Regions from separate parts of the Mus musculus genome. Here region 1 is linked to region 2. Evidence: chromatin contacts called from ENCODE Hi-C or POLR2A ChIA-PET data. All regions are on one chromosome and are shown on one strand. Each heading gives the region's core, a stretch centred on a gene start or an enhancer-like site at or near the end of the contact. The rest is flanking DNA. Distances are from core to core; before and after follow the strand shown.

Evidence for each region. A loop is a pair of places that touch in the nucleus more often than their neighbours do. ChIA-PET counts read pairs that join two places held with the same protein, here RNA polymerase II (POLR2A).
Region 1: POLR2A ChIA-PET joins it to region 2 with 22 read pairs in embryonic stem cell. The contact joins the promoter of Polr1b here to the promoter of Ttl in region 2. A Hi-C loop is called at or near these places in 1 of 37 maps with a recorded cell type or tissue (left cerebral cortex). POLR2A ChIA-PET finds 5 or more read pairs at or near these places in 4 of 5 experiments (Patski and embryonic stem cell).

Annotation. Positions count from the first base shown.
Region 1 is chr2:129,098,650-129,102,439 of GRCm38, reverse strand. Polr1b (polymerase (RNA) I polypeptide B) reads right to left here and starts at 1,444. Exons shown (of 15, transcript NM_009086.2): 1 at 1,177-1,444. The coding sequence starts at 1,353. It overlaps Gm46764 (predicted gene, 46764), which reads left to right and starts at 1,497. Exons shown (of 3, transcript NR_168333.1): 1 at 1,497-1,606.
Region 2 is chr2:129,064,431-129,067,812 of GRCm38, reverse strand. It overlaps Ttl (tubulin tyrosine ligase), which reads right to left and starts at 1,866. Exons shown (of 7, transcript NM_027192.2): 1 at 1,510-1,866. The coding sequence starts at 1,666. It overlaps Vinac1 (vinculin/alpha-catenin family member 1), which reads left to right and starts at 1,904. Exons shown (of 11, transcript NM_001370941.1): 1 at 1,904-2,676.

The sequences.
Region 1 (3,790 bases), core at 195-2,694, 35 kb before region 2:
TCTTCCCTTAGCCTTATCTAATGCAGAGCTTTCTAAACACCTGGATTAGTCGCAGCATTTCCCTTGTACTCCTGACTCAGAAAGCGCCACATCTTAGAGCAGTTCTCAAAGAATATGGCACTGACTGCTTGCTGGTGCCTGCTACCGTTACACAACCAACATCCAAAGTGAGGAGCAATTACACCTGAGAGGTGTCTTACTCTCAGAGTGCCGTGCCAGGAAAAACTAAAGATGCCAACAAAAAGAGACCTTCCCCGTCCTTACTCTGCTACCACTGTTACAATGATTCCCCTGGACTTTTTATCTTCCTCAACATGACCAACTCAGAACAGGTGGCAAGTTTTCCTCTTGCAAATTCTTAAAGAGAAAGAAAGCGGGCAGCGAACGCCTTTAATCCCAGCACTCGGGAGGCAGAGGCAGGCGGATTTCTGAGTTCGAGGCCAGCCTGGTCTACACAGTGAGTTCCAGGACAGCCAGGGCTATACAGAGAAACCCTGTCTCGAAAGAAAAAAAAAAAAAAAAGAAAGAAAGAAAGAAAGAAAGAAAGAAAGAAAGCAAGCAAGCAAGCAAGCGGGCGATGGTGGCACACACTGTTAATCCCAGTGCTCGGGAGGCAGAGGCAGGCAGATCTCTGAGTTCGAGGCCAGCCTTGGTCCACGGAGCTCCAGGGCAGCAAACGCTACACAGAGAAACCTTATCTCGAACCGTCTCCATTCTCCCGCCCCAAAAAGAAAACTTTAAGGGAAGCAAACTGAAGGATGTGCTTGCTGCAGTCTGTCTGATCAGCTTGGAACCTTGTGAGGTAGTTTTAGAACGTAAGACTCCAGGTGTGAAAAGGCGCGAGTGCTGGGAATGGTGGAAAACACAGTTCCAAAAAGATCACTTCCTCACTCTCATCTCACAGTACCCAGAAATGGTTCGCCCCAAACCAGACTCGTACTCATATATAAATCCAGGAGTCACAAATACAAGTTTCCCTACACCACTAGGCTTATGAGTTGCTTTTTTTCTCTGAACTACCCAAAGCAATGCAGGGTGAGTTCACGTCCCTATTTGTGGTCATACTGTAGGCACCCCTCACCCCCCCACCCCCCGGCCACTTCTCCCAACCGCAGGGACGCTCCAGGACCCCCCAGGCCAAGGGTAGAGCTCTGGAGCGCAGTGCACGGCACTCACCTGCACCGCGTGGCTCAGCCCCTCCAGCGCCGCGTAGTTGAAGGAGTCCACGTGCGCCCGCGTCAGGTCCTGCAAAGCTGCCTTTTGCTGCTCTGGGGGAATCCCGTACGAGGGGTCGGTTAAATGCTTTAGGCTGGGCCCGCTGGGCAGGTTCCGCCACCGGCCGTCGACATCCATGCTTCTGCCAGTCCCGGACGGGAGACCGGAGCTAGGACGCTACTCGTGGCTGGCTGGAATGGCCGGACCAACCCCACAGCCACCCTACCCCGTGGCCTTCTGGGAAATGTAGTTCCTCTTGTTCGGCCCGCCCCACACTGGTCCTTTCTTTTCTCAGAGTCGACTGGAAACTTACACCATGGCGTGATTAGACCGGTTAAAACTACGCGCAGACATGAAGACACGCCTTTAATCCCAGCAATCAGGAGGTCAGGTATCTGTGAGTTCGAGACCAGTCTGGTCTACAAAGAGAGTTCCAAGTCATTCAGAGTAGTTACACAGAGCTGTCTTGAAACACCGGGGTGGGGGTGGGGGTGGGGGTGGGGGTGGAGAGAGAGAAAGAGGCTTCGCTGTTTTGTAACCTGCAAACCATACTAAATCCTGCTCCACTTTAGTGTGTGACCTCTGTGACCCATATTAGCTTAATTCGTTAATTAGGACCTGATACAAGACGTATCTTTAAAGGTTCCCTTCTGTCCCATTCTGGAGTTTTCCTATTGCACCCTGATGCAGACCTCAGGAGACTCTGGATTCTTGGCTTCAACTAAAATGGAGGTGTGGGGCACCAACCTGTCATTTCTTCTCAACTTGTCTGTTTATTAAAATAATATTTATTTATTTATTTTTGTTTCTTTGTTTTTTGAGTCAGGGTCTCTATGTAGTCCTGGCTGTCCTAGACCAGGCTGGCCTGGAACTCACAGAGGTCCATTGTCTTTGCCTGAGTGCTGGGTTAAAGGCATGTGTCACCCCCAGCCCCCTCTTTCTCAAGTCTTTGTTTTTTTGTTTAGTTTTTCTCATACATTGCATTCCAACTGCAGTTTCCCCTCTCTCCACTCCTCCCAATCTTCCTCCCCACCCCCCTTCTCCTCCAGATCCACTCCTCCTCTATTTCCCTTCAGAAAAGAGCAGGCCTCCCTGGTATATCAACTGAACATGGCATAACAGGTTACAATAACACTAGGCACAATCCCTCATATCAAGTCTGGACAAAGCAAATCAATAGAAGAAAAGGGGTCCCAAGAGCAGGCAAGAGAGTCCAAGACAGCCCCTGCTCCTACTGCCAGAAGTCCCCCAAGAGCACCAAGCTATACATCCATAACATGAATGCCGAGGACCTAGCTCAGAGCCACACAGGCTCCAGGACTGTCTCTTCAGTCTCTGTGAGCCCCTCTGAGCCCTGCTTAATTGATTCTGTGGGCTGTGCTTATGTCTACTCAACTCTTAATGCATGAAGCACATCAGCAGGACGGCAAGCAGTAACCAGGCCATGCTACCCAGAAGAAAGGAAGCCACCCCAGCCTGCTTCTGGGCAATCAAGAGCAAGAGGTAGGAAGGTGGTTGGATAGTGTCAGAATTCGTGCTGTTTCTAGTGTTTGGCTTTTACAAATATCCATTTTTCTATGTGTGTGTTTTCAATTCCCTTAGGTATCAGAGCTAAGAACCACGTTTCTGTGTCATATTACCTATGTTTACCTTTCTGAAGCCCTGTGAAACTATTAAAGTGAGCTGTACAACTTCACATTTCCCCTTAGCAACATCATTACTAGTACCTGGTACTATCTTCTGATTATAGCAATCTTATTATTTGCACAATGGTATCTTTTGTGAGCCCTGGTTAGCATTTTCCTAGACTCCAGGGCCTAGAGGATAATAGTGTCAAATATCATTTCATGTGTTTAAGGGTTGATGGCATATTTCCTCTGAAAAACGTGAAGGGAATCAATCCCTTTCTGAGAATTGTTGAGCTTTTAGATGCTTTCTGTGTTTTCATGTTGTATCTACAGGTATGAACAGGAACGTGTATGTATTTATCCTATGTGTGGAGGCCAGGGGATGGCAGGCTCTGTCTTCCTTTGAGACAGGGACTGTCAATAGCTTAGAGCCACTGAAGAAGTTAGGCTGGCCAATGAGCCCCTGGGAGCTGCCTGGCTCTACCCTCCGCCCCCCCCCCACCCCCCCCGTGCTAGGGTTAAAGCTATGTGCCACCAGGCCTGGAATTTTTTTAAGTGAAGGTTGACTATTAAACAGGTCCCCATGCTTCAAGGAACACACTTTACCAACTGAGCTATCTTCCAGCCTCTTAGGTACATTTTAATGGTATTTGTTCATTTTTATAAAGCAAGGTAGATTTTGGTCATGATTTTTAAAGAAAACCTCTTATTTTTTATTTATGTATATGTGTGAGGCCAGGGGTTGGATTCCTTGGAGCTGGAGTTAAAGACATTTTGTTGTTGTTGTTGTTGGTTTTTTTTTTCTTTTTTCTTTTCTTTGTTGTTAAAGACACTTTTTAATTACCCACCATGGGTGCTGGGATCTGAACTCCGGACATCATGGTTGAACAGCAAGTACTTCTAACCACTGAGCTCTCTCCAGTGCCTTGGTCACTGTTTCTCCCAAT
Region 2 (3,382 bases), core at 617-3,116:
TAGACAAAAAGAGAATCCTCCCAACGGCAAGGGATTAGAACCATTTTATTTAGAGAATACATCTGTCTTTTCCATAAAAATAAAATGTGCTGGTCATCTGCTAAATTCATGTTGCCTTCTCAGGCCTGGGATTCCAAAGGGTTTCTATCTGTCAGCACACTGACAAGGCCAGTCACTCCCACACCAGGCTGGGAGAGCCTTTTGGTTCTACCTAGGTTCTTACCACCAGGCATTGTCAGGTGCCAGCAAGGGAAGCAGTAAAGTTAGGAGAAACGACCCAGTCAGCCGCTCCTGTGCTTCTCTCAGGGAACTTAGTTTTGAGGGGCTTTCTTTGCTGAGCCCTTCCGGAGGAATCTGCTACCACAGGACATCAGTTTCTAAGCACATTTTCTAGTCTGTGACGTCTGAGTCTTCCAACCACCACTCCATGGAGTCGCCACGCTAGAGTATAAACATGTATAATAATGAAAAGTTGTCCCTGAACTAATTCAGTAAGACTAAGCCTTAACAAACTTCATTCCATAAGCCATCATAGCTTGCTGTGGCTATAATGTCACCCAAGTGCCCTATGCAAGCTTGCCAAATTGCCTGTTAGTTCCAAACAAACTGCTTTCCGTTTAGCCTCATCCACCGCTGACCACACCTATGTCTGAAAAAAACCTCTCCTCTTCAGGACACGGGACACTACTTTCTGGGGTGTTTGCTAAGGTAGAGATGCCCCCCTCCTCTTCTGTCCTTGAAATACAAATGATCCCACCCCCAAGTGAAATTCTGGAAAAGAACCAGACACCCAGAGAGAGGCAAGCCCTCCCCAGATGACTATGTAGTGAAGGGACCATGAGACCAGGTTCAAGTCTGTGGGATGCTAGTTGAACCCATTAGGACAACTTCAAGATTACGTCATTTAAAAGGGAGTTGCTGTCCCTTCCTACATGAGAGTACGCGAATAGAATGGTACCAAGCCAGTTTCGCACATGTGGATGAGGAGAGCAAAAGTCACCCAAGATCGTGTAAGAAAACATCACTAAATGCAGCTGCAAATGTAAACTTTTGGTGCAGCTAAAGGAAAGGTCTGAAATGGAACAGCTCCCCACGCTCCAGCTTCCCTGGAAGCTCCTGCTTTGGGTAAGTCAGTGAGTTTTCTCCAAATTCCCTGCCGGTTCATCTTGGCCTCCGGGTAACCCAAGCCTCGGCGGTTTCAACTCCCCTTCCACGCCCACACCACACAGAGCTGAATCCTAAGTGGCGGAAAGCTGCAAGATGACTGATGCGGGCCCAGGGAAGCAGGGGAACCAGGCCGACACCCTGAGTGCGGGTATAGGTCACTGTCAGCAGACAGGGCAACCGCACCCAGACTCCGTTCCAAATCCAGCTACGGGTTTAGGTCTTGCTAGACCCATTTTATATCTGCTAAGGTGAGCTCGCGCCTAGGGAAGATTAATGACCTTAAAAAACAAAAGCGCTCGCTCTCCGATTCATGCGCGCAGCGGCCACGAGGGAAGGGCTCACCTAGTCTCCCGAAGGGCAGTCGGTTCCTCTCCCCCAGCATCAGGTTGAACCTGGGGTTGTCTCGCCGTAGCCTCTTCCAGTAGCCGGTGGCCAGCAGCAGCCGGGAGACCTCGGCGTAGACGCTGCTATTCTCGTCGCGCACCACGAAGGTGTACATGGCGAAGGGCAGCGCGCCCCGCAGCCGCTACACGAGTCCAGGGCACGGCGGCCCCGCGTGCACACTGCCCCAGCCTCAGCCTCAGCCCCGCTGTCGGTCTAATTCCAGGGCCGCGCCTCCGGATTACCCTAGTGTCTGCCCTGGGCGCCCGCGCCACCGCCCGAGTGGCGAGCGCCACCCGGACGCCGCGCCCACCCCCAGCGCCCCGCCCACCGCCGGCGCCCCGCCCACGACCGTGATTCCGCGCGGCGCTAAGGGCAGGTCTGCGGGTTGCGGCGGCAGGAGCTCCCAAGCAGGGCCCACCAGGGCCGCCCCGCCACTCAGTGTGTGGCCGGTGACATGGGTCTCAAGTGTGGCTGCAGTAATAGCAAACTGCGGTGGAGAGACCAAGGGAAATAATTCCAGCTGCGCCATAGCCCGCCAATATCCCTTTCCGCCCTCTGTCTGGGTCTTCCACCAAGTTCAAAATCAGATTTGGTGGATGAAACAAAAGATCCAGGCATGGGTGTAGCTCAGTTGGTAGAGTGCTTGCTTAGCCAGCACTGAGCTCTGGGTTTGATCTGGGTGCGGTAAAATCGGACACATGTCAGGAGCCATAATGGGACAAGCTAATAACTAGCAGGTGATCATCCTGAAGTAGCCTGCCTTGGATTATTATATAATCTGCGACAGTGAGCCCTCATTAAGCAAGGCTATGAGGGACTCATTTTAGGAAAGATTCCTGCTGAGATAGAACAAAGGCTGTATTGCTTAATCCTCCCCTGATAGGCTACAGGTGTTAATCGCCTAAGCCAGCAAGCAAGCCCTCAGAAAGAGCAAGAAAGTTTTTAGGACTTTTTAGAAGTTATCATCAGCATTTCAGTATAATTAGAGAGCTAGAAAGCCCCAAGACCCTCAGACGTTAAAGCCATCACCAGAGTCCTTACTCTGTGACTCCACTGCTACCCCTGGCCCGGGCCAGGAGGCTCCCAATGTTCTAATTTGGCACCCGAACAGCGACATTGAATAAGGTAAGTGGACACAGATAGGACTCTTAACTGGGTCTTACAAATCCATTGGACAAGGAGTGTGCAGTTAAATTGTCTTCTGCCATCAGTAGAGGCGGATAGTTGGGGCCATCAGTTCCTGGTTGGGTACCATCAGTGCCCATGTTAAGCCAGGAGCCATCAGCTCTGGCTTTTATTGCCTGCTGCCATCAGCAGAGGCTGATACTAGGTGCCATCAGTGCCTAGCTGTTCTGTTGGAAGCTATCAGCACCCGTCTTAGGTCAGAAGACATCAGTTCTGGGTTGTGTGCATTTCATGGGTATCTCTCAAGATGGGACAAAGTGAATCTACAGATAGAGAGTTCTTTACAGATATTAATAAGTATACTCTTAAGAAAAGAGTCTTAGCTGGGCAATGGTGGAGCACGCCCTTAATCCCAGCACTTGGGAGGCAGAGGCAGGCGGATTTCTGAGTTCGAGGCCAGCCTGGTCTACAGAGTGAGTTCCAGGACAGCCAGAACTATATACAGAGAAACCCTGTCTCGAAAAACTAAACCAAACCAAAACAAAACAAAAAACCCGAAAGAAAGAAAGAAAGAAAGAAAGAAAGAAAAGTCTTTAAGGTTAAAACTAGCCATCTGACTGACTTTCTTCAGTTTGTACAGTCAGTCCCTGGCTCCCAGAAAGGGGAAGTTTAGATGTGGATACATGGAAGAAGTTAGGGTTAGATA